2 separate regions of the Homo sapiens genome follow, and region 1 is linked to region 2. A link is an interaction called in ENCODE POLR2A ChIA-PET data of the cell type or tissue named here. Cell type or tissue: GM12878. All regions are shown on one strand. Links, peaks and the distances in the headings refer to the core of each region. The heading gives the core; the rest is flanking DNA.

Region 1 (16,061 bases), core at 3,819-11,818, 160 kb before region 2:
GGAAGGAGGAAGGGCTTTCATCAAAGAGGTGACGTCAAAACCAGGCAACTTGTGAAGCTGTCAGGGGCCGGGAAATTTGGACAAAGGTGTCTAAAAATAAACCCCTGAAGCCAGGAAAAGGCTTTGGTGGCTGAGTTGCTCACCACCACACCACATGCCACATGTCCTGTTCTGAGGTCTGGAACCCAAGAAGTCTCTTTCCCAGGGGTGCCCCTCCAGATGGGCCCATGAGGTTGAGGATGGCACCGACAGGACTGGAGAGGCCTTCCTTGAATGAAATGGGGCGGGACTCCCCAGAGGCAGCACACTAAGCAGGCCTAGGGCACTGGTATCTTCCTTCCTGCCCACACCACCAGCCAGCCCGCCCCCACCTCCAGTCCAACCGCAGCCAGGCAAGCACATCCTGCCCCACACCCCTTTTGGCCACCACCCTCCAGCTCACAAAGGAAACTCCCCTCTATTCTCCCTGTGCCCTTGCCTTATCACCGTGACAGCCCTCCCCTTTCCAGGTCTTCTCACTCCTGATTCTTCAAACCTGTCTTTGACCGCCAAGGACACAGCTGGTGACCCAGGGCCTCATTTATTCATTCCTCAGCCCCAACACCAGACTCCAGGGACATCTGAACTCCCATTTCCATCATCAACGCTGTGTCCCTTTCCCCAAGCTGCTTTGGTGAACAAAGTTGCAAGGATCCTCCAAGTGTACCAGGCTCTCACTCCCACTGACTCTCGTCCTGTTCCCTGACCCCTGCCACACTGGCCACGCCCTCTGCGCAGCCTTTGCTGCCACAGGCTGTCCACTGCCTACCTGGTCCCACAGAGGCAGGGAGGCACAGGGCAGCCTCCCAGGTCAAATACTGCCAACAGGCTGATGTCCCCAAATATATCCACCAGCCCAGCCTTTCCTCAACTCCAGGCCACACATACCATTGCTGACTCCACACCCCCCAACTTAGATGTATCTCAGGCAGCTCCCCTGACATAGCCCAAATAGCTACCTTCCCCCCAAAACCAGGGCCTCCCTCAGTTCCCCACATGTCAGTGAAAGCATCACTACATACTTGCCCACCTGCCCAGGCCAGAGGGGAGCAGAGCCCTCTGTGACTCCCTCACTGCCTCTCCTTCCACAACAGTGAATCCACCCAAAGTCTATCAGTTCTATCCCAAAAGTGATTGTAAATCTCCATCCTTGTCCACAGCTCTATAGCCGCTGGGCCTGCCCAAGCTGCCACCACTCACAATGGGATTCATGACAGCCTCCTAGGCTAATTCCTTAGCCCCAGGCCTAAGCATCTCCACCTGGTCCCAGATCTGTGGTCCAGTCCCACCCTGCCCAGAGATGGGACAGCTCATCTTGTACAGACGTGGCTCCAACTGTGTTATTTTCCTGGTTGGAACACTGCAGTGACTTCCTGCTGCATTTAGACCAAAGCTCTGACTAGAAGTTCTTATCTCCTCTCTAAAGGCTCTTCTAGGACTCTGCCTTGAGGTTATCTCCTCTGAGAGGCTGTCCCTGACCATTCTGTCCAAGTTGGTTCCCTGACTTTTCTCACCCTCTCCTTCTCTAGCACACGTCCTATTTTTGTCTGATATTTATTACCTATCTTCACCACCTCACTGTGAATGGCTGTTTCATGCACCAACGTTTCATTCACATTGTGCCCATTATAGCACCTGGCACACAGACTATAAATACAAGTTAAATGAATGAACAATCACGTCCAAGCCCAAACTGGGGTCATTTCCCTAGCAACCAAGTTTACAAAACGTTTAGGGGAGGAGGGATGTGTAACAGGGCAAGTTTTAAAAAAATTTCTGTAGACACAGAAACCCGTCAGATGACCAGGTGACTGGCTCTCCTTCCTCCAGGAAGGTTGGGCTGCCAGCATTGCCAGTAACCAAGTCAGGAAGTAAAGGAAACAGAGCCTGCCACTGCTGTCCCAGCCCTGGCCTCTGGGAGCAGATGTATAAGCCCATGCACAGGCAGGGCCACGGGCAATACATGATTACCTGGGGCCTGCCCAGACACTGGGAGCCTCAGGTCCTTGCTTTGCAGGCCTCCAGCAGGATGAGAATAAAGTGGCCTGTCCATTCATCTGAGCCAGGAGTGTGGGATAAGCACTATGGATGTCTTTGGTCAAAGCCAGAGCCAAACTAACCAGATCAGATTTATGAACAAGTTCTCCATGCTCTTGGGATATGCTCCGGCTTCCAAAAGATCTTGGGCATCTGAAAGAGATGCCAACAACCTCTGCCCATCTTCCTAGCTCCACAGGTACCTGTTCCATGAGGGCCCCAGGGTGCTGCTCTCCCAAAACCACTTCTTCCTCCCATTCTAGGCAGTCCTCCTCAGCTCCACCCAAGGGGCCTGGCTGTCCCCAACACACACACCCCAGGCCTGTGCCTCACCTTGATGTAGGTGTCCAAGGCAGGATGGACACGGCGGGTAGCCAGCCAGATGGACAGAATGGTGGTGTAGGGGAAGGTGGCTGTCACCACATGGCTGGGTGCCGGGAAGGAGAACACCTTGAAGCCAAATTTCTGGTAGAGGTCGATGAGCTCAGGGGAGGGCGATTCCTCACCTTCACTCAGGATGCTGCCCACGGCACATCGGCACTTATCAGGGGGCACCTGGGGAAGCAAAGCATGGGTGTGAGAGTTGGCCAAAGGAAGGAGGCCCTCAGACCTCCTTCCTCCTGGGACTGTGCCAGATCAGGCCTAAAAGAACCAGCAGCTCTGACAAGCCATGCAGCCCCAGATACCAGGACACAGCTAGCTATTTTCTTACTGGAACCCACCTATGGCCCCTGCCTGTGGCATCGTACCACAGGACTCTCATCTATTCCTTCAACAAACATGCCATGCCCTGTGGAAACCCAGGGATCATAGTGAGGGGTTAGACTTGGTCTCTGCCCTTCTGGAGGCCAGGAGAGGGAAGGGCGGAGAGGACCTCTGAACCATCACCCTCCACATGGCTCCACTGAGGGGGCCCTTCCACCCCACCATAAGACCCTCTGTCAGCCCCCACGCCCCAGGGCCACCAGCAGAACTGTACAGTGGCTGATCCTGCAGCCTGGGTCCAGCAAAATCCTATTAGCTAATTTCCCTCCTATCTCCTGGAGAAGAGCAGGCTTTACAGGCAGAGAAATTATGGCAGGCAAGGGAGCAAAACTGAGGAGTGGTAATAAAGAGCTCAGAGCCCTCCACGGTCATGCCCTAGGAAAGCAAGAACACGTGTGTGTGTGTTTACACACATGCTTGCAGGGTCAGGACCTGGCAAGTGGCTGAGGAGGGGCTGCAGGAAGCACCTGTCAGGACATAGGATTGGGATCACTGACATCTGGGTTGCTGGTGAAATTCTGTGAAGAGATCATCCTCCCCACCCCTCTGGCAGGGCCAGCTACCATCACCAGAGCCTCTAGACTTCTTCTGCAACCCATGGCCCATCCAGGGACCTATCCCACTTCCTAAGTCCCTTCCTGGCTAAAAGCCAAGACCACTGGTTCCCCTCCAAATCTCTGTAGGTTGCTAGTGCCTGCACTTCCCACTCTGCTTGCCTCCCTACCTAATTTCCCTCCTCTGGCTCCCAGAAACCTCAGCCATGTAAGGCTCCTATGTGAGCCTCCAACACTTCCTAGGACTGAATGAATGCTGCAAGGCCCAGTACTCATTTCTCCTCCTGGCATCAAGAGGCCTCACTTTGTCTCACCTACTGCTACCTGTTTCCCACGTCAGCTTTCCAGGTGCCTAAGTCTGTACCAGCCTTCAGACTGGGCCCTCAGAGACATATGATCTTGAATCCAAGAGATTCAGCACAGACCTTGTACCCTCAATCCTGGGTTTTGCTCAACTCTAAAGGCTCCTTTCTCCCTACCCACCGCAAAAAAATTTTTTTTGCCAGCAGTTCACCTTCACAGGGATGACCCCTAAGTTTAAACAGGCTTCTCCCTCTACCTCCACTTACTCCTCTCCCCAGCCCTCCTTCCCAGCACTGTGAAGTCATTATTACCTGTTCTCACCTCTCCCTCCCATTACAGCCCTTTCCAAGCCCTCTCTGAAATCCCCTGGGGGTTTCTCAGCCCTGAATGGCCTCCTCTACTCAGGCCAACCCAGGCCTTCCTTTTAGTCACAGTTTGCCTGGGACTTGGGCACCTATTCCAGGCTCTCACTTCTAAGCAGACCCTAACGGTCACCCTCAACTGTCTGCAGCTCTGGTCCCCTTGCAGCCCCCTTGAAGCCTACGGCATCCAAACCTGGCTCAGAGCTTTAGTAGCAGGCAACCGGGTGTAGTGGTCAGAAACACAGCTTGAGAGAGGCAGGCCACGGTGCGAATCTGAGTCGTGTGATTCTAGACAAGTCCCTTGGGTTCTGGGAGCCCCAGTTCCTCAATATCTACTTACAGAACTGCCATATTAAACAAGAAACTTCACGAGAGCTTAGCCTGGGTCCAGCATTCAGCAAATGCCCCATAATTGTGGTTATTAGTAGCTATGACACAGTCCAAACAACTGTCCATGGCCTAGAATGCCCGACCACCCAAACCTCTGAATATGCAGCTCCTCCCTGCCTGTCCTTCCGGTTCAAATACCCTCTTGAAGAGCCTTTCAGCGTGGCTCAGTGGCACTCTCTTCTCCCCCAGTATTTTGCTGTAAACTTTCTTGCCCTCCATAAGTCTACCTTGCACACAGTCACTTCTTTTGGCCTGAAGCTCCTCCCACCCCACCCAGAGGCACAGGAGATCACTGCAATACCATCTCTTGTCTCTAGATGGTGGAACTGCCCTACTCACACGCCAAGACTTGAGAATGACCAGATAGGCAGGAAGTTATCTGGCAGGCCTCCTGCTGACAAGCCAAGAGACACTGCCTGCCACAAAGCCTATCTTCATGTCCCTGACCCTACCAACCTGTGCTGTGCAAAAGAAACATCTACATAAGTCATATGGAGAAACGGATGAAAGGTCACTTATTCTCTTCCTTTCTACAGCTGGCTTGCCTGGGTTTGAGTTCCAGGGTCTTTCCTGGGAACGCTTCAGCAGGCCTTATGGGACTCCCAGCTCAACATCCTCTTCAGTAGCCAAAAGACACCAGAACACATGTGGTCATCTTGCTCAGAACCTCTCAATGGCTCCCAATTTACCTCTAGGATGAAACTAAATTCACAAGCCAATAGGCAAGGCTCTTTTGGAGTGGCCCACATAATACTGCATGAATTTGCCCACACACTCACCTTGCACTCCCTTTCTGCAGCCTCAGGCCCCAGCAGGGGCCAGAGCCCAGGTGGGCAGGCACCAACTGAGTGTCTGCATGGCAGAGGGAGGGACAGATCCAGGCTCTGGCCCAGCCCGCCTTGCCAGCCTCCTCACCCGCCACACCCCCACACACACCCACATGAAACTATTTGCAGCTCCCCAAACATGCCACATCCTCCCATGCTTCCTGCCTTTGCGTAAGCTACTTCCTCTGCCTGAAATGTCCTTCTTCACCCTATTCCAGAGTCCCTTCTGACTGGGAAACTCCTGCCCATCCTGCAAGACTCAGCTCAACTTTCCCCTTCAAAGCCTTCTGTTGCTCTCCACCAAGCAGCCCCTCCTCTCTGATCCCAAGTACCCACCAGGGAGCAGGTGTTGTGCTGCACTGTAACTGATGGCCTCCCCATCTCTCTCCATCACTCCAGGCCTCTAGGCAAAAAGGTCCAGGATCCTGCGCACACAGAAAGTTCTTGAGGCATGCTCAGTGACAGTACATGCATGCACACACAAGCAAGCCCTGCACCATAACAAACTTCCTCTCCCTCCACCTGGAGAAAAGGCAGAGCTCCTGTCAAAGTGGAAGAAGGGAGCTAAGAAGACAGGGCTCCCAGGATCCAGGAGGTGTGTGGGGCACAGCAGCTCCTTTCCTGGCTAAGCAACTCCCTAATTCCACAAGTAAGAACACTTCCTACCTCCTCCCCTGCCCTGGCCTAAGGAGGAGCCTAGAAGGTCTCTCAGCAAGCCTACCACCCACTAAGTGGCCCCATGCAAAGTTGAAGCTGGGAAGCAGCTGAACAAGGCACCAGCAAGGAGGAAATGGGACAGGCCCTAAAATAACCTAGGGAGTGGCAAGGCTGATCCAGTGGCAGAGGAAAGCTTTCCTGGCCTCCCAGTAAAGCCCAGACCCGCCTCCAGGGAAAAGGCCTACTAAGGCTGTCAAGTGCCCAGAAGGTTGGGATGTCCTGATGGGCAAGAGACCCCATCCACCTTGGCTCAATGAGTATCTGTATTTGGGCCGAACCCTAGGACATAGGCCTGGGCCTCCCAGCCCTACCTGCCTGCTCCTCTTCCTCCCCAGATCAGCTATTTCTCTGGGTACCTCTGCCCAGAACAAGAATTGGACCAGAACTAGTACCTACAAGGAACCACATCTGGGAAACAGGGCAGTGGCCAGACCCACCACCACTCGGGGTAAAGACAAGCCCATCCAGGATGTGTCCTCAAAGCAAGAGTACCAGGAAAACAACAGAGGCATGCCAGGCCCCAGAGCATCTCCTTTGGGCTGAAAAGCCTCCTGAGTCCCATTACTGGGAGGAGAGGGCAGTCTGCTTAGAACCTGAGGCTTCCAGGTACGAGCTAGTCCCAAGGCTGGCCCCACTGCCCCTTCCTGAGTGGTGTCACAGTGCCCTGCCGACCCTATTGTGTGAGGCTATAGCGAAGACAGCCATCTCGGGGCCCCTGCCAAGCCAAGACCTCGCTGAGTCTGGGAACTGGACAAGACTGATAATCTTCCAGGATGCAGGAATGAGAAATGGTGTCAGCGGCCCAGACCAAATGTAGTCATTGGGTTCAGGGTTAATACAAACTGCCAACCCCAGGCCCACAACCTACACAACCTGACAGGGACAGCAGCACCATCTCTCAAACCCAGGCACAGAGGGCTGCCCTTACTCTTCCCATGCCAGCCCACTGACCCAGAGCTACCCAAGTTAAGGGGGAAAGTAGAGGCAGGGCCCTTCATTTGCACTTGTACTCCCAAGGGAATAGACGAGCTGCACTGGCCCATGACTAGGTGGTTGATACGGGACCTCGTTTGCCCTCCTAGGTGCTACAGGTCAACACGCCAACCCCCAACTTCCCTGGGAAGCTTATGCCCAAAGGCACACGGAGACAGGCACCAGTCAGGACACGAGATGATGCAGACAGCTAGGCCAGAGGACAAGCCTCATTCTTCAGGCTCGGGAGGAAAGAAAGGAGTCAACAAGATACCAGCCCTCAAAGGTGAGTTTACTTAGAAACCTTTCAGGAACCTTCCTCTATAACCCTACACCTTCAAACAGAATCCTAAAAACAGCTGATATCTGACCAGGCACTCACCACTTTCCCCAGACTCTGCCTTCCAAGCATAAGCTCATTAAATCCAAACAGCCTTCTGTGGTTGGTACTGTTTTCAACCCTGTTCCCAAGGCCCAGACAACCAAGCCATTCAGCCAAGGTCACACAGCAAGGGAGTGCTGAAGTCAGGATTCAAACTCAAGCAGACCAGCTTCAGAGCTGCGCCACACAACCCAGGGGCATCCAGGAGTCCCGGAAATTGGCCCTAGTGAAAGCGGGCTGCACAATGGCTTTTCCCTGCACTGTGCCGCCTCACATGGCCCAGACAACCTGCAGGAGGCTGGGACTAAACCAGAGAGGCAGGCAGGGTCCCTAAAAGTACAAAGTCCCAGTGGCATGAGGTCCTCAGGCAGGACTGGATGTCAAGTGTGACACCCACCTATTTAAAGAACTGGGTATTGGGCCATATCATTATCAATTAGCCCCCACAAAACAAAAACCCTGAGGTAGGGATTCTTTTATCCTCATGTGACAGATGAGGAGACATACTCAGACAGGCCAAGTGACTCACCTAAAGTCACACATTGGTTAGCAGTGGAGCCTTGATTCAAACCCAGAAGGGCAAATCCGAAGCCCCTTCCTCTCACACCTCGTCTCACCTCACCTCAAGGACAGTTCTAGTGGGCAGAGAGGAGCTCGTGCTTCCAGACCTGTCCCACATAGTTAACCTGCTGCACAGCAAATGCCTGGACTCCACCTGGCAGAAAATAACCATGGAGTAACCAGGATAGGGGGCGGCCTGAGCCCTCAGGAAACATCCCAGCCCACATTCCCATTGCCTTTGTTGAGGAGGTCAGTCCTGGGAAATCCTACTCCCTCACCCCTTCCCAGGCTCCACCCAAACTAAGTGCCTCCAGGGAGGGCAGGGAGCCTTCTCTCCACACACACTGAGGGAGGAGGGAGTGTGACACAGGCCTACATCAGAACTCTCACCAGCCTCTGTGAGGCTGTGGTCATGCCAGCCAAATGACCACAGGCCCCTGCAGACCTAGTGGCCCTGGGCCTTGGTTCTCATTGGACTAAGGGAAAGGGGGCTTCAATGGCAGTCTTGTTTACTAAAGGCAGAAGCAAGTACCACCAGTTCCCCAACCCACTCCATGCCTGGAGCAAACACCACCTCCTAGGTAGTAGATGTAAGCAGCAAATATAGGCCCACTTGGGCCACATAAATTGAACTAGCTGCCACACCCATCTTGCCCCAGCCAGGCTCCCCATATAAGCAAGCAGGCAGGTTGCTTAAGCCCCAAACATAGCAGCAGAGGTGATGGTGGCACAGGGTGGGGCAGGAGGTAGAGAGCCAGCCTGGCAGACAGGATGGGCCCACAGGCACAGTGATAGCAGCCCAGCCACTAGGGCCTGTCCACAGGCCAGAGCTGGCCAGGATCAAGCGAGGCACTCAGGGTCCTCTCAGCTCCTTCCTTCCCCTCCAACACTGAAGGCTCCCAGAGGGACCAGGCCCCAAAAGGGAGCCTGAAGTCACTTTCCAAGCCCCCAGCACCCACCGCAGAAGCAGGGCTAAAGGCAGAGCAGTTTTTCTAGTCAGGACCCTTCCCCAGTCATGCAAGGGCAGTATGGACCAGTGTGTGTAAGGGAGATCTGTGACTGACATCCGCCTACATGTGATCCTTATCTCTGAACTCATACCCCATCCCTTGCATACCTTGAAGAGGAATGGCCCACACTCCATGAATGCTGGGCTCTGAGGTGGGTGAGTACACCCATGAGCCCCTGCCAGGGTCTGTCCACTTCCCAAAAGACTTCTTCCCCACCTTCCCATTCCCAACCATGCCAAGGGTTTCAGGGATGGAGAATGGAATCCTTCCTCCTGCCTCACAAGAACCACTCACCCAGACCTGCAGCCTCTTCCCATACAGGACTCCAGGGCACAAGGCTAACAGCTCCAGCAGCAGCTACTATGAACAGGTCCACACCAACTGCCACTGTCCAATCTTAGTGGTACCCTTTCTTGTGCTACTTCCTGGGTCCACACCCAGCCTAGGTGGGACCAGCCTACTCCCTGCCCAGCTGAGGACAGGACGAGGCATGGCTAGGGAGCTGTCCGTCACACCTCATGGGGTGGGCAGCATCTAAAGCCAGGTGGCACCTCTCACCTGGTTACTCACCACCCCACTCACAGAGCCTGACACAGCCTCACTGCCTCCCCACACTCACAGAGAAGCAGGTTCTGGCTCCTGTCACTCTGGGCTAGGGAAGGACACAGTGGGGGTGGGACACTGAACAGGTCAGCCTCTATTCTCTTTCTCTGAGAACCAGAGCATGCCACGCTGCACACTGCTGGTGGAGGCAGCCTAGGGGACAAAAACCTTTGGTTCTCAGCCCACTCCAGGACCAGGATGGGGCCTTTCCTCTAGGCTCCTAACACCCACACACTGGCAGGTCCTGGTCCCCATGGTACCCTAGTGCCCAACACAGAGCCTGGTACAGAGCAGGTGCTCAGATATTTGTTAAATGAAAACAAAAACATATGAGATCAGTGCCTTTCTCCTACTATCTGAATCTGTTTCTCCCTCCATAATATGGAGTGTGGACCAGGAGGCCTCAGGTCCTTCCGGACCAGTCTGTGATAGCCACGAGCACCTGAAGCCTGGGGGTCCATGGTTCCCTGAACCTGTTACAATCTCTGTCAGGCAGAGAATGCACTGACCAGCTCCAAGAGTAAATGGGGACCCAAGTGTCCCTGAGCCATCCCAGGTGCCAAGTGTGACCTAGCTCTAAATGGGGACACAGGTGTCTTCTGGACTGACCCAGGACTGGGATGGGCAGGGTCAGAAGGGCCACCTTGACTTGTTCATCATCCTCTGTGCCACCCAAATGACCACAGCCAGGCCAAGGGTCTAGGTTTGCTCAGTCTGACCTCTCAGCATATGTTAGCACAAGTGGTTTTCCCACCCATCTTTGTTGTTGTTAAGCATCTGTTGAGGGCTAAGTGCTGGGGTAAATGCCTCACCTATATCACTTAACTCTTCTCAGTCTACTATGAAGCAGGTATTTTATCATTACTCTGCAGACAAGGAAATAGAGGCTCAGAAACATTATGGGATATGCCTAAGATCACTCAGCAGGACAGTGATGGGACAGAATCAGAACTCGGGACTGCTAGCCTCAAGGCTGTGCTCTCAGGCCACAGTCCCCCAGACAAGCACCCTAGTCAGACTATGACCAACCAACCCTGGAGACCCAGGGCCCACCCCATGGGGTCCACCACATCTCTGGGAAAGCTGCAGGAGGCAGTGGCCAGGCCAGAATATCCCATGCCAGGCTTCTTCCATCTCACTCTTCCCTAGACCAGCCTCCAGCACTGACCCCAGGGTACCCTGCTGCCTTAGCCCTTTCCCATCCAGGAATTAGCACCTCCAACCCAAGAGGCAACCTGTTGATTCCAGAACAGGCAGACACGCCAATGAGAAGACAGCCAGCTGCAAGGACTCTTCTTGCAGAAGGCTCTGACTGGGCCAGGTGTGGAAGGGGGGGCAGGGCCTTACACAACGGAGCCCTTGAAGGGGTGAGGGTCACACATCTGCTCTAGGAGCTCCCCATAGCCCACTGTCTGTCCCATCCCACTCAGGCTCCAGTGCTCCCAACTTCAGTTAGTGCCATCTCCTGGCCATGTGACTGCAAAACCTCAACCAACCCATGTCGCCTCTCACCTGGACCCAGCCCAATCTCTTCTACGGCCTCCTGCCTCATCTCCTTCCCTCCTCCACCTGCCCTTCAGCTAACTTCCTAAAACAAAGGTGGCAAATTGTGCCACATCCTTCTTCTCAACCTGCTGTACTTCCCCACCACCTGGCTGGGCAAACCCTTCCACCTTTCTCCACCCAAGACATGTCTACTAACCACAATTCTCTGGTCATCCCATGTCTTCAGGCTCTTGCTGTCACAGTTTTCTTAGCCAAGTACCCCTTCCCAACAAAGCAAAATTCTACTTACATGAGAAGGCCCAGCTGAAATCTACCCCTTCTCTGAGCCTCCCCAGCAGACTCATGGCAGCCTCCCTGAACCTACAGCTCAAAGTTCTGTGGACATCAAGCACAGTGTCTTGTTGGAGAATCACTTATGTGGGGCTGACATGTCAGCCACACAGAGCTTCCTGAGGGCAGAGCCAGGTCTGATTCATCTCCAGAGTGTAGGTGTAGAGTAGAACCTGGCACAGAGAGGGAACCAGTACATCCTGTTTCAACTAGTGCCCCAGTAAGCCGGTCAGCACACATTGGGTAGACTGCAGGACTTGTGCACTTGAGCTCTCCAGGCAAGGAAATCAGAGCTGGGGATTCCAAATGCTTGGTTTGGCATGGCTTAGTAGTAGAGGCTGAAGAACCCTTGACAGAGCTGCCAGCCCATCCAGCTGTGGGCAGCACCACCCCATAGCATAGCAGTAGGTTACATTAGCAAGCTCTGACTCACCATAGGTTGTAAGAACAGCCAGACGCTCACAGGGTGCTAGTGATGCTGGATTAGTTTTTGACTTCAGCATTCTGAACATTCTAAGTAACTCATCTGGCTCCACTAGCCCCCTTGGCCATCTCCCAGCACCAGCTTGAGGTCTAAGGAAATGCCATATCACCAGGTTGAGGGGCATCAGAATGGCTGAAGAGGTAAGATTCCAAGCCCCATCCCCAGGGACTGCCCTCTCAGCCCTCAAGGGCCTACAACTATGGCAGAAGAGCTGAGGGATGGAAAGCACAGAAACAGCAAGATGTAACCCCAAAGAGTGGGCAGAATCTGAATGGCCTGGCCTTAGAGCACTGGCCCCAAATGGAGATGGAAGGAGGGATGACAAGAAGAGGAGGCAGGGGACCAAAGTCCTGGCAGAAGCCAGGGATTCATGGTGGTATAGTCCACTGCATTTGGAAATCCACAAGTAGCCATGGGCAAGGGGAACCAGACCTGGGCAAATAGAAAGCCCACAAATGGATGCCGGGAGCAGAAGTCCAGGCTAAATCTGGAAGGTGCTTCAAGCTCATAGAGGAGGGGTCTGCAGGGCCAGCTTGAAGATTCTCCCACCCTTTCCTCAGCAACCAAAACTACCCTCCCCAAAGAAGCCCTGGCCCACCAGGCCCATCCATGGGGCAGAACCCCATGGAGACTCCTTACCATGTGGGGGTTGTCATAGTAGACAGCGATGGAGCGGAGCTTGGGAGAGATGCTGCAGCTCTCAGTGAAAAGCCGCCCAGTCTCACCATAGAGCCCCATGTGGAACTTGTAGGCCACAGTGACGTTGCGGATGGGGGGTGACCCAGCACTCACTTCCACCCCAGCCAGTAGCCCTGAGTACCCGGCAAAGGCCAGCAGCGTCAGCAGCAGTAAGAGAGTCAGGCCCCCAATCAGGCCCAGTAGTAGCAGGTCCGACATGGCTCTGGATCCCCAACACTGCACCTCAAGGCAGCTGCAAAGGAGAAAGAAGGGAGAGGAGGCTGGTAGCCTACTCTGACAATGTGCCCACTTGCCCGCCAACCAGTTCTGGCCCAACCTCCTCAGACCTGCCTTGGGTGCTCTGACCCAGAAAGGGGAGGGGCCAGAGGTGTTTACACACAGAGTGACCTGGAAGGGAGCTACAAGGATGACTGAAGCCACAAGCCTCTTTATTTCTTAATCGCAGTTGGTGAGGATCTCAGAGCAGCTCAAACTGTCAGCTGGCAGCCCTGGTCACACCTGGGGAAACTGAGTCACAGAGGGGCACAGGAGTGATTCAGCCAGAGACATACTCCGGGCCCTGACAAGTCTCCCCGAAGATGTACCAGATACCAGCCAGCCTGCCTTTCCTCCACATTACCTCTTCCTCCCCACAGCTGAGCCACGCCACCAGCCCAGCCTCCCCAAGCCTCAGGGACGACTGCCAGAGGGAGGACTGGCAAATGCTAGGGTCCAAACACTTACTAACGACAGGGAAACCATAAGGAACAAAAACTTGTGAGGAAAAATGTGCCTCAGGAAGAGAATTTCATAAGAAACTCTCCTTTTCTAAGTACATCTGGCCTGCAGGGACCTTGCTATCCAGCAAGCTTACCCATCCAGAACCAGAGGAAAGACCAGAGCAAAGCGGCCTGAGCAGGCAGAACAAAGTCCAACACTAAGCTTCCCAGACTTGAACCACCAATGTTAACAAGCTTCATCCCAATTTTCCAGCCCACAGAAGAAACAGTGAGTAGTAAGAGGAAAAGGCTGCTAAAAGGGGAGTCGCACAGCAGGAGGAAGTAACAATTATCCCTAAGAGGAAAAGAAGCTGTTCAAGAGCAGTCCCAGGAACATAACACAGAGGCCAGTCTGTGAGCTATTCAAGGCAGGCTGCCTAGTTCTCCAGGCAGCTTGGGGCCAGAGGCCTAACCCTCTTACACAGAGGGCTTGACCTGAGTTGCCTGGCGGGGGGGAAAAATCACAGCCCAGAGAAGACTGTTTAAAGAGGAAGGGAGCCATGTGACCCACTGGGGGGACATTCCCACCCCAATTATTTAAAAGTAATATTTAACATTTAAAAGGTTTTGAAGCTAAAAAGGCCACGCTGCAACTTTGTGGAATACTTAGCTCTGTGGAATTATTTCTTCCCTGTGGGTGCTGGGTGTTGATTTTACGCTAAAAAAAAATTGTCTTTGGAGTCAATGAGCACACAGTATTTGCTCACAAAGAGGCAAAGTAAATTTCTAAACTTTCGGTGTCAAGAAATTGAGGTGTTGCCCACTAGTCTCACCCATCTGTGCTTCTACCCATCAGTATCTCTCTCTTTTCTGCCTGTCCTACTCATCTTGTCTCCAGTAACTTTCATTCCAATTTTCTTTGATAATGATGAGAAATCTTCCACTGAATGCTTACTATACGCCAGGCACTGTCTAAATGTTGAAACACAGCTACTTCATTCACCCTCAAAGCAATCCAAAGAGGTAGGTAAGGCTAAAGGTTCAAGTAGTTAGAGGTTAAGAGACTTGCCCAAGGTAACACAGGTATTAAACAGAGCCACGTGGACCAAAATGCAGGCAACACAAGCCCAGACAGTCTGATTCCAGCCCCTCATTTCCACTTTCTCTCTCCTCTCTGGTGACTGGCTTCCAAAACGCCTGAAGCATTAAATCCTTGTTGGACATCTCTGAGCCCAAAGCTGGAAAACTCTCAGCATCTAGGCCCCCACTTGCCTTGGGAATGACAAGCCCTCACCCTGATCTGCCATCTCAGCTGAACACTTCCTGTCTCCTCAAGGAAACTTAGTATCTACCTTTCTCTTCCTCTCACTTCCCAAACTGCTCAGAAAACGGCGGGGGGGAAGAAAACCCACCTGGGGGTCTCAGAGCCTTGGTCGGCACGTGGAGAGGTAACGTGAATTTCCCCTATATTCAAGAGAAAAGGAAGAAGGTCTGGGAGCTCACCTGAAATGCCAGGCTCACTTTTAGTAACTGCTGGCATCCAGTGCGGCAGGGGCCGAGCGCTCCAGTGCTGGGAGCTGAAAGAACAGTCACCCCTGCCCAGGAAATAACCACTGAGCCAACCATCATGCCCTGATTACCGTCCTCAGGGAAAGCCTACCGGTCCCTCTAAAGCACCCTCGTCCCATTCTCAAACCCCCTGTGGAAATCAGAAGCCAAACCTAGCTTTACAATGTCAGGTCTCTTCGCTAGAGCTCTGGTCACGCCCCTCTTCCTGGAGTACTCCAATCACACTTGGCGCCCAGAAACTGCCGCTGCCGCTGACCTTGGGCAGACTGCGCCCTCCCTCTAGCCTCGGCTCCCCCTCCGCTCAGAGGCCCGGGATGGACGCGTGCGGCCGGTGCCAGCGAGCCTCAGGGAAGGCTGCGCCCAGCCAGCTTCCTGGTGCCGCTCACGTGCGCGGCGGCGGAGGGCCGGGCCCTTAAACGGCCCCCGTCCTGGGCTAAACTTCGGTGCTAGCAGAGGGCGGAAGGACTATGGAGGGTGGGGGGCCGCCGCCTCCCACTTTCGGATTCCAGCCCCTGCTCACCCCGGGCCTTGCCTATTTACTCAGAGCCTTTCTCTTCGCCCACCTCCTCACGGAGCCCCACGCACGTCTGTAACTTAAAGGACGCTAAAGTTTGCAGCCCAGGCTGCGAGGCGCGGCCTTGGGGGACGGGGGCGGAGTTAAAACGCGACTCGCGCCTCTTTCCCTCACCTCCACGGCCCCGGGGCATGCCCTGCACCGGTGGCCGCGGAAGTGGGCTGCCCGGAAGAGTAGGGGCTGCCCCAAGGTCGCATCCAGGCCCTCGGACCTGGCCGAGGCCAGCTGTGGGCAAGACAAGATGCAAAGAGCGGCCCGGGCCGCGGGGGTCACGGAGGGGACACGGAGAGTCCTGAGGTCGCGCCAGGGCGGACAGGGGGAGTCCCAGACCTACGCCCCAGTGGGTATGCCTCTCCTCTGGCCCGGCCCTCACCTCAGCAGCCGCCCGCTGCGGACGCCGATCCGCGCAGGCGGCTCAGGGTTCGGTTACGGAGCCTGCGCGCGCCCGCCGCGCACGCTCGCTCCGCCCCCTCTCGCGGCGGGACATGGCCGTGGCCGTGGGCGCGTGCGCGCGGGACCCGGAGGGCGGAGGCCTGCCCCGCCCCGTCTCCATGGCAACGGGCGTGTGCCTAGCCCCAGCGCTGGCTGCGGCGGAACCCACGGCGTACCTTCCCGCCTCCAACAAACTATCCGGTTGCTGAGGTTGATTTAGCAACACCCCAGGGCATCTGGGTTGGCA
Region 2 (16,061 bases), core at 2,667-10,666:
CCCTATTGCAAAAAGAAAAAAATACTTAGGAATAAACTTAACTAAGGAGACAAAAGACTTGTATACAGAAAACTATAAAACTGCTGAAATAAAGACACAAATAAAAATCCTGTGTTCATGGATTGAAAGACTTGATGTTATTAAGATGGCAATATTACCAAAAGTGATCAACAGATTCAATGCAATCCCTATCAAATTCCAATAACATTTTTTGCAGAAATAGAAAAACCCATCCAAAAATTCATGTGAACTCTCCAGAGATCCCCAAATACCCAAAACAATCTTGAAAATGAAGAACAATGTTGGAGATCCCACACTTGCTGATTTCAAAACTAACTATAAAGCTACAGTAATTAAAAATGTGTGGTACTGGCACAAAGAACACCTTATAGACTAATGAAATGGAATAGAGATCCCAGAAGTAAATCCTTCCATATATGGTCAAAAGACAGTTTTTTCAACCAGTGTTGCTGGGAAAATTGGCTATCCTCATACAAAAGAATGCAGTTGGACCCCCAGCTTACACTATATACAAAAATTAAGTAAAAATGCATAAAAACCTAAACGTAAGAGTGAAAACTGTAAAACTCTTGGAAGAAAATATAGAAGGGAAAGCTTCGGGATATTGATTTGGCAATGATTTCTTGGAAATGACAACAAAAATACAAGCAACAAAATAAAATAGATAAGTTGGACTTCATCATTAAAAATTTGTGTGCATCAAAGGACACTATTAACAGAGTGAAAAAGCAACCTATGGAATGGGAGAAAATATTGCAAGTTATATATCTGATAAGGGATTGGTATCTGGAATATATAAAGAACTTCTGCAGGAGCCAGGCATGGTGGCTTACAGCTGTAATCCCAGTTACTCAGGAGGCTGAGGCAGGAGGATAGCTTGAGCCCACGAATAACATACCCTCAGCAACATAGTGAGATCCCAGCTCTCAAAAAGTTAAAAAAAAAAAAAAAAAAGCTGGGTATGATGGTGCACACCTGTAGTCCCAGCTACTTGGGAGGCTGAGGTTGGAAGATCAGATAACTTCAGCCCAGGAGTTGGAGGCTGCAGTGAGCTATGATTGTGCCACTGCACTTCAGCCTGGACAACAGAGTGAGACCCCACCTCTAGAAATAAATAAATAAAGACAGAAAGAACTTCTACAATTAAACAACAACAACAAACACCTGATTCAAAAGTGGGCAAAGAATTTGGACATTTCTCCAAAGAGGAGCTATATAATGGCCAATAAACATGGGGAAGGATGTCCAACATCACTAAATAGGGAATAAAAATAAAAACTACAGTAAGATATTGCTTCACATTTATTAGGATGGATGTTTTTAAGTATAGGATGTTATTTTTTAAAAAACAGAAAATAACAATTCTTAGTAAGAATGTGGAGAAACTGGAAACTTTGTGTCTTGCTGGTAGAGATGTAAAAACTACAGCAACTCTGTAAACGGTATGGCCATTTCTCAAAAAATTAAACATAGCATTACTGTAATTCCACTTCTGGATATATATCCAAAAGAAACAAAAGCAGGCCTTGAACAGATATTTGTACATTCATGTTCATGGCAGCATAATTCACCATAGCTAAAAAGTAGAAGCAACCCAAGTGTCCACAGACAGATAAACGAATAAACAAAATGTGGTGTATAAATTGATGGACTATTATTCAGCCTGTAAAGGAAAGGAAAATCTGACACATGTTATAATATGGGTGAACCTTGAAGACATTATGCTAAGTTAATTATGCCAGACATAAAAGGGACAAATATTATATATTCGACTTATATGAAGTACCTGGAATAGTCAATTTTATAGAGACAGAAAGTACAATGGTGGTTGCCAGAGGCCATAGGGAGTGGGGAATGGGCAGTTATTCTTTAATAGGTACAGACTTTGTTTGAGAAGATGAAAAAGTTCTGGAGATGGATGGTGATGATGATTGCACAATATGAATGTAACGCCACTAAACTGTACACTTAAAAATAGGTAAAATGGGCTGAACATGGTGGCTCACACCTGTAATCCCAGCATTTTGGGAGGCCAAGGTGGGCAGATCACGAGGTCAGGAGTTTGAGACCAGCCTGGCCAACACGGTGAAACCCCGACTCTACTAAAAATACAAAAAGTTAGCCAGGGATGGTGGCACGTGCCTGTAGTCCCAGCTACTCAGGAGGCTGAGGCAGGAGAATCGCTTGAACCCAGGAGGCAGAGGTTGCAGTGAGCCGAGATCGCACCATTGCACCCCAGCCTGGGGAACAGAACAAGACTCCCTCTTGAGAAAAATAAATAAATGAATAAAAATAGCTAAAATGAGTTGGGTTCAGTAGCTCACGCCTGTAATCTCAGCATTTTGAGAGGCCGAGGTGGGTGGATCACCTGAGGTCAGGAGTTTGAGAACAGTCCTACCAACGTGGTGAAACCCTGTCTCTACCAAAATACAAAATTAGCCGGGCATGGTGGTGTGCACCTGTAGTCCCAGCTACTCAGGAGGCTGAGGCAGGAGAATTGCTTGAACCTGGGAGACGTAAGTTGCCGTGAGCCAAGATCTCGCCATTGCACTCCAGCCTGGGCAACAGAGAGAGACTCTGTCTAAAAAAAAAATTAATAAAAATAAAAAAAATTTAAAAAAAATCTAAAGTAAATTTTGTAACATATATTTTGTCACAATAAAAAAGCATTATAAAGGCTGGGGGCAGTGGCTCACGCCTGTAATCCCAGCACTTTGGGAGGCCGAGGTGGGCAGATCACCTGAGGTCGGGAGTTGGAGAACAGCCTGACTAACATGGAGAAACCCCATCTCCACTAAAAATACAAAATTAGCCGGGCATGGTAGCACACACCTGTAATCCCAGCTTCTCAGGAGGCTGAGGCAGGAGAATCGCTTGAACCTGGGAGGCAGAGGTTGCAGTGAGCCAAGATCGCACCATTACACTCCAGCCTGGGCAAGAATAGCAAAATTCCATCTCAAAAAAAAAAGCATTATAAAAATAGATAAATTGGACTTTATCAAAATTTAAAGGTTGGGAAATCACAGACATTATCCAAAAAGTGAAAAGTGCTGGATGCAGTGGCTCATGCCGAGGTGGGAGGAAAACCTGAGCCCAAGGGTTCAAGACCAGCCTGGCCTATCTCTACAAAAAATTTAAAAATTGGCAGGGCGCGGTGGCTCACGCCTGTAATCCCAGCACTTTGGGAGGCTGAGGCAGGCAGATCACGAGGTCATGAGATCGAGACCATCCTGGCTAACAAGTGAAACCCCGTCTCCACTAAAAATACAAAAAATTAGCTGGGCATGGTGGTGGGCACCTGTAGTCCCAGCTACTCAGGAGGCTGAGGCAGGAGAATGGTGTGAACCCGAGAGGCGGAGCTTGCAGTGAGCCGAGATTTTGCCACTACACTCCAGCCTGGGTGACAGAGCAAGACTCTGTCTCAAAAAAAAAAAAAAAAAAAAAATTAAAAATTAGCCACATGTGGTGGCACGTGCCTGTACTCTCAGCTATTTTGGGGCTGAGGTGGGAAAGTCACTTGAACCCAGGAGTTTGAGACAGCAGTGAGCTGTAATCTTACCACTGCACTCCACTCTGGGTGACAGAGCAAGATCCTGTTTCAAAAAAATTAAAATTTAAATTAAATTTTAAAAATGTAAAACAAAAAACGTGTACAGGATTTTATTTTGGGGTGATGAAAATGTTTTGAAACTAGATAGAGGCTGGAGCAGTGGCTCATGACTGTAATCCCAGCACTTTGGGAGGCCGAGACAGTTGGATCACCTGAGGTCAGGAGTTCGAGACCAGCCTGACCAGTATGGTGAAACCCCATCTCTACTAAAAATACAAAAAAGCCAGGCATGGTGGCGTGGGCCTATTCTCCCAGCTACTCGGGAAGCTGAGACAGGATAATTATTTGAACCCGGGAGGCGGAGGTTGCAGTGAGCCGAGATCACGCCACTGCACTCCAGCCTGGGGGACAGAGCAAGACTCCTCAAAAAAAAAAAAAAAAAAGCCAGGCACAGTGGCTCTCGCCTGTAATCCCAGCACTTAGGGAGGCAAAGGCAGGCAGATCACGAGGTCAGGAGTTCAAGATCAGCCTGGTCAATATGGCGAAACCCTGTCTCTACTAAAGGTACAAAAAAATTAGCCAGGCCCGGTGGTGCATGCCTGTAATATCATCTACTTTTTTTTGGGAGGCTGAGGCAGGAGAATCGCTTGAACCTAGAAGGTGGAGGTTGCAGTGAGCCGAGATTGCGCCATTGCATTCCAGCCTGGACGACAGGGTGAGACTCCGTCTCAAAAAAGAAATAAACTAGATAAGGTGGTGGTTGCATAACACTGTGAATGTACTGAATGCCACCTAATTCCTCATTTAAAATGACTTTATGTTATATGAATTTTACCATAGTTTTAAAGAAAAGGAAACTGAAGCTCAGAGTGATTGAGCTACCTGAGATCTTACAGCCAGTAACTGGTGGAACCATAAACTGAACCCAGATCTGTGAATTCAAATAAAGCATATGTTACACAGTGAGAAAGTAGGTGCATTTACTTTACTTACTTCAGAGGTAAATGACTGTTATGCTGGTGCTTTCTCTCTCCTTCCCTCCCTCCCTCCCTCCCTCCCTCCCTCCCTTCCTTCCTTCCTTTCTCTCTCTCTCTCACTCGTTCTTTCTTTCTTTCTTTCCTTCTTTCTTCCAGAGACAGGGTCTTCATTACCCCGGCCGGAGTATAGTGGCATGATCATAGCTCACTGCAGGCTTGACCTCTTGGGTTCAATTGATCCTCTCTCTTCAACCTCCTGAGTACCTGGAACTACGGGTGTGCAGCACCACATCTGGCTAATTTTTTTTTTTTTTTGTAGAGACGAGGTCTCACTATGCTGGTGCTGGTGTTTTTCTGAGAGCAGGTGTTTGTAAGGGAGGAGGGACGATGCCTTCTGCATAGCAGGCACACAATTTCTGTTTCTCTGAGGAAGGAAAGGGCAATGATTCCCACTGATAAGGCTCTGAGGTCTGGAGAGAACTTAGGATGTTTAGGAGGGGCCATAACTCCCTCAAAGCAATGAAAGGATCTTCCTTAGGGATGGGAGGGAGGGACTAGCTTTTTTCACATGCTTTGTGACATTGGTCAAACTACTTAACCTCCCTGAGCTAGGTTCTTCATCTGTAAAACAGGAATAACATGCTTACAGTGGCGAGAAATTGGGAAATGGCCTATAAACACTTTTTAAAGTGCTAAATGGGCCAAGTATGGTGGCTCATGCCTATAATCCCAGCACTCTCGGAGGCTGAGGCAGGAGGATCCCTTGAGCCCAGAAGTTCAAGACCAGCCTAGGCAACATAGTGAGACCCCATCTCTACCAAAAATAAAAATAATAGCTGGGTGTGATGGTGCACATCTGTAGTCCCAGCTACTTGGGGGAGCTGAGATGGGAGGATTGCTTGAGCCCAGGAGTTTGAGGCTGAAGTGAGGTTTGATTATGCCACCGTACTCTGGGCAACATAGCAAGACCCTGTCTCGAAAAAAAAAAAGCAATTACATAAGGTAAGCTGGGTTCCCCAGACTGAGCTGCACTTTTGCAGTTATCTAGATTGTAGCATCCCATTCTTACTGGAATTGTGTCTGATTGCTCCAGATGGGACCAGGTCAGTCTACTGCAGTAGCCCTAAAATCTGGACAAGGATTGGCTTCTGTGAGCATGTATTGAAAAGGTTATTAGGGTTGCTACTGCCCACACATTCACCATCTGGTGATTCAGTTTCACCCAACAGACCCAGGGGATTTGTTATACAGAGATGAAAACCTCACAGTCCCTAAGGCCCCTGGGAGAAACAGGTGCAGAAACATAATTTCATTTTTTTGAGATGGAGTCTCACTCCATTGCCCAGGCTGGAGTGCAGTGGCACAATCTCGGCTCACTGCAACCTCCACCTCCTGGGTTCAAGCGATCCTCCTGCCTCAGCCTCCTGAGTAGCTGGGATTACAGCCACTTACCACCATGACTGGCTAATTTTTGTATTTTTAGTAGAGTCAGAGTTTCACCGTGTTGGCCAGGCTGGTCTTGAACTCCTGAGCTCAAATGATCCACCTGCCTCAGCCTCCCAAACTGCTGGGATTACAGGCATGAGCCACTGCGCCCGGCCAACAAACATAATTATAATACAGCCTTAACTCCTGTGAGAAGGGGGGTTCAGAAAAGGAAATATTTGGCTCAGACACTTAAGAGTCAAATCCTTCCTTTGGCCACTCCTCACCCATTTCCAGGCCTTATCCTAATCCCATAGCAGTCACCCAATGGGTTGGATGCACAGTAATGTGTGACTGGTCCAGTTCAAGCCAGAGGGTCATCTTTCCCTCCCAGCTAGTAAATCTACTCCCTCTAATGCCCAGCCCAAACATGACCTGTTTTGTGATGGCTCCAAGAACCTGAAGGCCAGCCCTTTTTCTGTGCTTTCTTTGCACTTCACCCCACAAATACTTTTTGGGTAAATTTCATTTTGGTCCTGGAGATGGATTTATACCACTTGGCTTCTGTCCTAAGCCTAAATGTCCATTGGAGGAGTTAGAACAGCAGCAGGCAGTGGTAGTTACACCACTGCAAGAGGGGAGCACAAGGTAAATACTCCCTGAAGGAGCTATAGGAGACACCTTTGGGGTCTTTTTAGCCCATCTTCCCCTCTGTAAAACTGCTTACCCACTCAGGATTGAGGCTTGGAGACCCTGTGTGTCTTGTGAGTCTTAGTTCCCTACCAGTAGCTGAGTGGCCCAGGGAGATTACCTCATTACAGGTGGGCCAATTCTATTCTATATCCCAGGATTTTGAGTCAAGTTTCAAAGATGCAGGGAGCTATGAAGCAACCAGGCAGAAAGCATTGGGCTGAGAGTCCCAGAGGAGGGAGGAGGAAAGGACTAGGGTTGTTGGCTGTGGAGTCTAAAGAACACCCCCATACAATCAGTTCTTTACAATCCTTACAATCGGCTCCTTGTTTTGCTTATAGGAGCTTCAAGCGTTCTGGATACTATTACAATGGTCCTTATTGAGGCAAGAGTAGCCAGGCAGGCTCCCAACCTATGCTGAGGTAAAGGACAGAAGGGAACAGACAGGACAGGCCAGGGCCAGAAGTTGGGGCTGGGTGAAAGATACAGGAGAGGATTCTGAGCAAGGGGAACAGCATAGGCAAAGGCCAAGAGATGGGAACTCCAGGATAAGGTGCAAAGAGGCAAGGCTGGAGATGGGGCCAGGGCCACATGGGAACTTGTAAGCCACATGAAAGTCTAAGACAAATTGCAATTTAAATGGACCATAAGGGCACTAAGAGTAGAAGCCTGGGGATGGGGAAACTCTACAATGGCCCCTTTGGGGAGATGGTGGTGGCCTAAATTGAAAGTGGGAGGACTGGGTCAGGTGTGGTGGCTCACACCTGTAATCCTAGCACTTTGGGAAGCCAAGGGGGACAGATCGCTTGAGCCCAGGAGTTCGAGACCAGCTTGGGCAACGTGGCAAAATTCTGTCTCTACAAGGAAGACCAAAATTAGCCAGGCGTGGTGGCACATGCCTGCAGTCCCAGCTACTTGGGAGGCTGAGGTAGAAGGATTGCTTGAGGCTGAGAGGTGGAGGCTGCAGGAGCCAAGATCACACCACTACACTCCAGCCTGGATGAGAGAGATCTTGTCTCCAAATAAATAAATTAAATTAAATCAAATAATTTAATTTTTTTTTTGAGACGAAGTCTCATTCTTGTCGCCCAGGCTGGAGTGCAATGGCGCGATCTTGGCTCACTGCAAACTCTGCCTCCAGGTTCAAGCGATTCTCCTGCCTCAGCCTCCTGAGTAGCTGGGATTACAGACGCCTGCTGCCATGCCCAGCTAATTTTTTTTTAAATTTTATGTATTTATTTATTGAGACTGAGTCTTGCTCTGTCGCCCAGGCTGGAGTGCGGTGGCGCAATCTCGGCTCACTGCAAGCTCCGCCTCCCGGGTTCACACCATTCTCCTGCCTCAGCCTCCCAAGTAGCTGGGACTACAGGCGCCTGCCACCACGCCTGACTAATTTTTTGTGTTTTTAGTAGAGACGGGGTTTCACTGTGTTAGCCAGGATGGTCTCCATCTCCTGACCTCGTGATCCGCCCGCCTTGGCCTCCCAAAATGCTGGGATTACAGGCGCGTACCTCCGCGCCTGGCCATTTTTTTAATTTTTAGTAGAGATGGGGTTTCACCATGTTAGCCAGGCTGATCTCGAACTCCTGACCTCAGGTGATCCACCTGCCTCAGCCTCCCAAGGTGCTGGGATTACAGGCGTGAGCCACTGCGCCTGGCCCTAAATCAAGTAATTTTAAAAAGGGGCTGGGCATGGTGGCTCACACCAGTAATCCCAGCAATTTGGGAGGCCGAGGCGGGTGGATTACCTGAGGTCAGGAGTTCAAGACCAGCCTGGCCAACATGGTGAAACTCCATCTCTACTAAAAATACAAAAATTAGCAGGGCGTGATGGTGCATGCCTGTAATCCCAGCTACTCGGGAGGCTGAGGCAGGAGAATCACTTGAACCTGGGAGGCACACGCCTGTAGTCCCAGCTACTCAGGAGGCTGAGGCAGGAGAATTGCTTGAACCCCGGAGGCAGAGGTTGCAGTGAGCCGAGATCACACCACTGTGCTCCAGCCTGGGTGACAGAGCAAAACTCCATCTCCAAAACAAAACAACAACAACAATAATAATGATGATGATGATGATGATGATGGAAACAAGCAAGAAAAACTAAAAAAAAAAAAAAAAAGAAAACTGAATGTGGCTAGATGGAGGAGCAAGGGAGAGATCAGGGGAATGGAAGAGAAAACCTCTTGGAGTCTGTGGAGAATCAGGTCTTTCGCTCCAGCAGCCCCAGCCCCAGGCCCCTAAGGAGAGGATTGGCATACTTTCTTTCTTTCTTTTTTTTTTTTTTGAGACGGAGTCTTGCTCTGTTGCCCAGAGTTCAGTGGCGCAATCTCGGCTCACTGCAAGCTCCGCCTCCTGGGTTCACACCATTGTCCTGACTCAGCCTCCCGAGTAGCTGGGACTACAGGTGCCTGCCACCACGCCCAGCTAATTTTTTGTATTTTTAATAGAGACAGGGTTTCACCATGTTAGCCAGGATGGTCTCGATCTCCTGACCTTGTGATCCGCCCACCTCGGCCTCCCAAAGTGCTGGGATTACAGGCGTAAACCACTGTGCCCGGCCGGATTGGGATACTTTCTTTCTTTCTTTCTTTCTTTCTTTCTTTCTTTCTTTCTTTCTTTCTTTCTTTTTTTTTTTTTTTTTTTTGAGACGGAGTCTTGCTCTGTCACCCAGGCAGCAGTGCAGTGATTCAATTTCACCTCACTGCAACCTCTGCCTCCTGGGTTCAAGCGATTCTCCTGCCTCAACCTCCCGAGTAGCTGGAATTACAGATGTGCGCCACCACGCCTGGCTAATTTTTGTATTTTTAGTAGCGAAGGGTTTCACCATGTTGGCCAGGCTGGTCTCAAACTCCTGACCTCAGGTGATCCACCCGCCTCAGCCTCCCAAAGTGCTGGGATTGCAGGTGTGAGCCACCGCACCCAGCCAATGCTTTCTCATTCTTCCCCAGGGCAAGTGTCCAAACAGACCTGGTGGAACCACCAAGCTACTCCAGCCCCCCTGGGAAGAAGAGGCAGTCCTCCAAGGTGGCCTTTCCATTAGGCTGCTGAGGTTGTGGGGTCGGGGAGTGTCCTTGGGGTGCTGGTGGAATGTTCACTTCTGTGCCTCCTTTTTGATAGAGGAGAGCAGAAACTCTGCCTGGACTGTTCTTGTAGCTGAGTAGCCTTGAATGTGTAATTTAACTTCTCTGGGCCTCATCTTACTCATCTGTTTAAAATAGAGCATAATGCCTACCCTACCTTGTTAGACTGTCGAGAGAATACTTTGAAGGCTGAACATAGGACCTGGCACAAAGTAGGTGCTTACTTCCTCTCAGAAGTCTGGGCTGAGTGCAGAATTCTGGCCCCAACAGGGATTAGTAACTGTCACCAGAGGCCTGGCTTGTAGCATCACCAGTTAAGCCATGTGCCTGAGCTAGTGACAAAGCCTCTGATGCTTCAGCATACTGAGATAAAGGGCAAGAGGGACCTGTTCCTACCATCTCCCTCCCATGAATAGCAGCTGAGAGGGAACCATGGGACAGAGATGGCAATAAAAGAAAAAGCCAACTCATATTGAACACTCATCTGGGCTAGGCTAAGCCCTTCACATCCCTTAGCTCATGTAATCCTTGCAAACCCCATGGGATGGGCACTATTCTCTGCATGCGTGAGTATTTATTTATAAATATACAGATGACCCTTGAACAACACAACACAGATTTGAACTGTGAGGGTTAGTTGGACACGGTGGCTCATGCCTGTAATCCCAGTACTTTGGGAGGCCGAAGTGGGAAGATGGCTTGAGGCTGGGAGTTTGAGACCAGCCTGGACAACACAGTTGAGACCCCGTCTCTACCAAAAAAAAGAAATTTTTTTTTTTGAGACAGGGTCTGGCTCTGTCACCCAGGCTAGAGGGCAATGGTGCAATCTCGGCTCACTGCAACCTCCACCTCCCAGGCTCAAGCAATCCTCCTTCCTCAGTACCCCAAGTAGCTGGGACTAGAGGTGTGTGCCATCACACCAGCTAATGTTGCTATGTTCCCCAGGCTGGTCTCGAATGCTGGGCTCAAGCCATACACTCATCTTGGCCTCCCAAAGTGTTGGGATTACAGGCATGAGCCACCACTCCTGGCCTCTACAAAATTAAAAAATAATAATAATTGTGCCAGGTGTGGTGGCTCACGCCTGTAATCCCAGCACTTTGGGAGGCCAAGGCGGGTGGATCACCTGAGGTCAGGAGTTCAAGACCAGCCTGGCCAAGATGGTGAAACCCCATCTCTACTAAAAATACAAAAATGAACCGGGCATGGTGGCGCATGCCTGTAGTCCCATCTACTCTGGAGGCTGAGTCAGGAGAATCGCTTGAACATGGGAGGCAGAGGTTGCCGTGAGCGGAGATCTCACCATTGCACTCCAGCCTGGGCGACAAAAGCGAAATTCTGTCTCAATTAAAAAAAAAAAAAAAAAAAAGAATTGTGCAGGTCCACTTATACAAAAATGTTTTTCAATAAATACATTGGAAAAATTTTTGGTGCAACAATTTAAAAAACTTGCAGATAAACCTTACAGGTTAGAAATATTTTTAAAATTTAAGAAAAAGTTATATCATGAATGCATAAAATACATGTAGATATGAGTTTATTTTTTCATTTACCACCATAACATATTCACAAATCTGTTATAAAAAGTTAAAATTTTTAGGCCGGGTGCAGTGGCCTGTAATCCCAGCACTTTGGGAGGCCGAGGTGGGTGGATCATGAGGTCAGGAGATTGAGACCATCCTGGCTAACATGGTGAAACCCCGTCTCTACTAAAAATACAAAAAATTAGCCAGGCGTGGTGGCAGGCGCCTGTAGTCCTAGCTACTCGGGAGGCTGAGGCAGGAGAATGGCGTGAACCCGGGAGGCGGAGCTTGCAGTGAGCCCAGATTGTGCCACTGCACTCCAGCCTGGACCACAGAGCTAGACTCTGTCTCAAAAAAAAAAAAAAAAAAGAGTTAAAATTTTTAGCAGGGCGTGGTAGTGCACACCTGTAATCCAAGCTGCTCGGGAGGCCAAGGCAGGAGAATCACTGGAACCCAGGAGGTAGAGCTTGCAATGAGCCAAGCAAGACTCTATCTCAAAAAAATAAAAAATAAATAAAATAAAATAAGAAGTTAAAATTTATGAAAACTTACAAGGCCAGGCGTGGTGACTCAAGCCTGTAATCCCAGCACTTTGGCAGGCCAAGGTGGGTGGATCACCTAAGGTCAGGAGTTCGAGACCAACCTGGCCAACATGGTGAAACCCAGTCTCTACTAAAAATACAAAAATTAGCCAGGCGTGGTGGTACACGTCTGTAATTCCAGCTACTTGGGAGGCTGAGGCACGAGAATCACTTGAACCTTGGAGGCGGAGATTGCAGTGAGCCGAGATTGCGCCACTGCACTCCAGCCTGGGCAATAGATCGAGACTCCATCTCAAAAAAACAAAACAAAACAAAACAAAACCTTATATGTACAAACACTTAAAGACTGTATATAGCACCATTTACAGCCAAGAGAAATGTGAACGAATGTAAAGATGCAGTGTTAAATCATAATTGGCTGGGTGCAGTGGCTCATGCCTGTAATGAACGCATTTTGGGAGGCTAAGGCAGGAGGATCACTTGAGCCTAGGAATTTGAGACCAGCCTGGGCAATGTAGGCAGAGCCCATCTCTACACACACACACACAGGCTGGGCGTGGTAGTGTGTGCCTATAGTCCCAGCTACTAGGGAGGCTGAGGCAAGAGGATTGAGCATGTCCAAAAGATTGAGGCTGCAGTGAACCATAGTTGCACTACCATACTCCGGCCTGGATGATAGAGAGAGAAGATCCAGTCTTAAATAATTAAATAATAAATAAATAAATAAATAAATAAATCATAACTGCATAAAATTAACTGTAGTATGTACTGTACTACTGCAATAATTTCCTAGCCACTTCCTGTTGCTGTTGTGAGCTGAAGCTTAAAACATCATGTGCTGCTAATTATCACATGAGCGATTTGTCTCTCCAGTAAATTGTGTATAGCACTAAAAGTGACCTCCCTCAATTCTCTTGTATTTTTCATCTTGTTAAGTGCAATACCGTAAACTTCGAATAACACCATGGGACCCATATGAAGTACCACTACTGATGCTGGAAACGCTCCCAAGAAGCAGAGAAAAGTCATGACATTACAAGAAAAAGTTGAATTCCTTAATTGAGGTTTGCGGCTGTGGTTACCCCTCATTTCAGTCGGACATCATTGTAAACAGATAATGTAAACTTATGATATTGATCAATAGAGTACTGTAAATATATATTCTCTTATGAATTTCTTTCTTTCCTTCCTTCCTTCCTTTCTTCCTTCCTTCCTTTAATTTTTTTACAGCCATGGTTTCACTATGTTGCCATACAGCCTCAAACTCCTGAGCTCAGATCCTCCTGCCTCAGCCTCCTGAGTATCTGGGACTATAGGAGGGTCACCATGCCTGGCTTGATTTTCTTAACTTTTTCTTTCTCTTTCCTTTTTGTAGAGACGGGGTCTTGCTGTGTTGCCCAGGCTGGTCTCAAACTTCTGGCCTCAAGGGATCCTCCCGCCTCAGCCTCCCAGAGCTGCCATTTCCTTTTCCTTCTTTTTTATTTATTTATTTTTTCTTTCTGGCTCTGTCACCCAAGCTGTAGTGCAGTGGCACCATCTCCGCTCACTGCAACCTCCACCTCCAGGGTTCAAGCCATTCTCCTGCCTCAGCCTACTGAGTAGCTGGGATTACAGGTGCCTGCCACCATGCCCACCTAATTTTTGTGTTTTTAGTAGAGACAGAGTTTTGCCATGTTTGCCAGTCTGGTGTCAAACTCCCAACCTCAGGTGATCCACCCACCTCAGCCTCCCAAAGTGCAGGGATTACAGGCCTGAGCCACCGCACCTGGCCCCAGCCACCATTTTATTTTCCTTAGTTACTTTATTCTAACAATACAGTATATAGGCCGGGCTTGGTGGCTCATGCCCGTAATCCCAGCACTTTGAGAGGCTGAGGTGGGCGGATCACCAGAGATCAGGAGTTCGAGACTAGCCTGGCCAACATGGCAAAACCCCGTCTCTACTAAAAATACAAAAATTAGCGGTATGTGGTGGCATATGCCTGTAATCCCAGCTACTGGGGAGGCTGAGGCAGGAGAATTGCTTGAACCTGGGAGGCAGAGGTTGCGGTGAGCCGAGATTGTGCCACTGCACTCCAGACTGGGCAATAAGAGCGAAATTCCATCTCAAAAAAAAAAAAAAGAAAAACCAGAATATAATACATACAACATACAAAATATGTGTTAATTGACTATTTATGCTAGCAGTAAGGCTTCTGGTCAAAAGTAAGCTATCAGTAGCTAAGTTTTGGGGGAATCTAAAGTTATACACGGGGCCAGGTGCAGTGGCTCATGCCTGTAATCCCAGCACTTTGGGAGGCCGAGGCAGGCGGATCACCTGAGGTCGGGAGTTGGAGACCATCCTGGCCAACATGGTGAAACTCAATCTCTTCTAAAACTACAAAAATTAGCCAGGCATGGTGGTGGGCACCAGTAATCCCAGCTACTTGAGAGGCTGAGGCAGGATAATCGCTTGAGCCTGGGAGGCGGAGGTTACAGTGAGCTGAGATTGTGCCACTGCACCCTAGCCTTTGGTGACACAGTAAGACTGTCTCAAAAAAAAAAAAGTTATACATGGATTTTCTACTGTGGTGGGGGGTCAGCACCCCTAACCCCCACACAAGAGTCAGCTGTACTACTTTTTTTTAGAGCAATCTTAAGTTAATAGCAAAATTGGGCAGAAAGTACAGAGTTCCCATATGCCCCTGCTCTCACACATGCACGTCCTCCTCCATTATCAACATCCTACAACAGAGTGGTACATTTGTTACAATCAATGAACCCACACTGATATATCATTATCGACCATAATCCATAGTCTACATTAGGGTTCACTCTTGGTGTTGTATATCTATAGGTTTTGACAAATATATAGTGACATGTATAGCTTTACTGTTCTTTTCTTTCTTTTTTTTTTTTTTGGAGACAGAGTCTCGCTCTATCCCCCAGGCTGGAGTGCAGTGGTGCGATCTTAGCTCATTGCAAAGTCCACTTTCTGGGTTCAAGCGATTCTCATGCCTCAGCCTCCCAAGTAGCTGGGATTACAGGAGCCTGCCACCACATCTGGCTAATTTTTGTATTTTTGGTAGAGATGGTGTTTCACCATGTTGGCCAGGATGGTCTCAAGCTCCTGACCTCCGGTGATCTGCCTGCTTTGGCTTCCCAAAGTGCTGGGATTACAGGCACGAGCCACTGCACCTGGCCTATGCTTTACTTTTCAGTGTAATTTTATTTTTATTAAAGTGGTACATGCTCAGCCAGGTGCAGTGGCTCATGCCTGTAATCCCAGCACTTTGGGAGGCTGAGGCAGGCGGATTGCTTGAGCCCAGGAGTTCGAGACCAGCCTGTGCAACATGGCGAAACTTTGTCTCCACAAAAAATACAAAAATTAGCTGGGCATGGTGGCATGCATTTGTATTCCCAGCTACTTGGGTGGCTGAGGTGGGAGGTCACTTGAGCATGGAGATTAAGGCTACAGTAAACTGCGATTGTGCCATGCACTCCACCTTGGGTGACAGTGTGAGACTCTGTTTCAAAAAAGAAAAAAAAAGCCATGTATACTCAGTGGCTTAAAAGGCAAAGAATATGTCGGACGCGGTGGCTCACGCCTATAATCCCAGCACTTTTGAAGGCCAAGGTGGGCGGATCACCTGAGGTTGGGAGTTTGAGACCAGCCTGACCAACATGGAGAAATCTCATCTCTACTAAAAATACAAAATTAGCCGGGTATGATGGTGGCATTAGGCTGTAATCCCAGCTACTCAGGAGGCTAAGGCAGGAGAATCGCTTGAACTCAGGAGGAGGAGGTTGCGGTGAGCCGAGATCGCGTCATTGCACTCCAGACTGGGCAACAAGAACGAAACTCCGTCTCAAAAAAAAAAAAAAGGTCAAAGAATACAAAAAAGGCTTATATGGAAAACCCAGCATCTCTCTTCCCTACCTACCCTACCCACTTCCTAACCTCAGCCCAGGCAGAGTGGCATCTTCTTATGTAATCATCAGCCTTGGGATGGCCACACCCTTGCCACTGAGGTAATGAACCTTCTTCTCTGTATCAGGAACATCAAAGGGGACTGGAGCCAAGTGGTCAGACTGGCTGAACACACCTTCTACTTCAAGGATCAATCAGGCATCTCAGATAAGATAGCCTAAAGGTATTTTTAAATCCCTGCTTGCTGCTTTAGAAGCCCCAGTAGGCTGGGTAGGGTGGCTCACACCTGTAATCAGAGCAATACAGTGGGACCCTGTCTCTACAAAAAATAAACAATATATAAAAAA

The links. Peaks named below come from ENCODE experiments on the same cell type or tissue, not always from the same donor. Only the 100,000 strongest peaks of a DNase experiment are listed, where the experiment ranks them.
Region 1: POLR2A ChIA-PET joins it to region 2 with 15 read pairs; 11 of 35 experiments call an interaction of 5 or more read pairs at or near these places.

The regions. Positions count from the first base shown.
Region 1 is chr3:51,670,983-51,687,043 of GRCh38, reverse strand. TEX264 (testis expressed 264, ER-phagy receptor) reads right to left here and starts at 15,792. Exons shown (of 5, transcript NM_015926.6): 1 at 15,756-15,792; 2 at 12,482-12,773; 3 at 2,410-2,631. The coding sequence starts at 12,739. It overlaps LOC124906237 (a long non-coding RNA gene), which reads left to right and starts at 15,939. Exons shown (of 2, transcript XR_007095907.1): 1 at 15,939-16,061. RefSeq lists enhancers at 1-53, 7,661-8,419 and silencers at 447-496, 15,627-16,056. In GM12878, for the core only: a CTCF peak has its summit at 4,764; DNase peaks (open chromatin) are centred at 4,773 and 5,417; H3K27ac peaks cover 2,050 bases.
Region 2 is chr3:51,510,978-51,527,038 of GRCh38, reverse strand. The region is part of intron 1 of LOC105377085 (a long non-coding RNA gene); the gene reads right to left. Among named protein-coding and RNA genes, the nearest start is that of DCAF1, 19 kb to the right of the region's middle. RefSeq lists a silencer at 6,852-7,146. In GM12878, for the core only: no CTCF peak of the experiment used is centred there; a DNase peak (open chromatin) is centred at 5,748.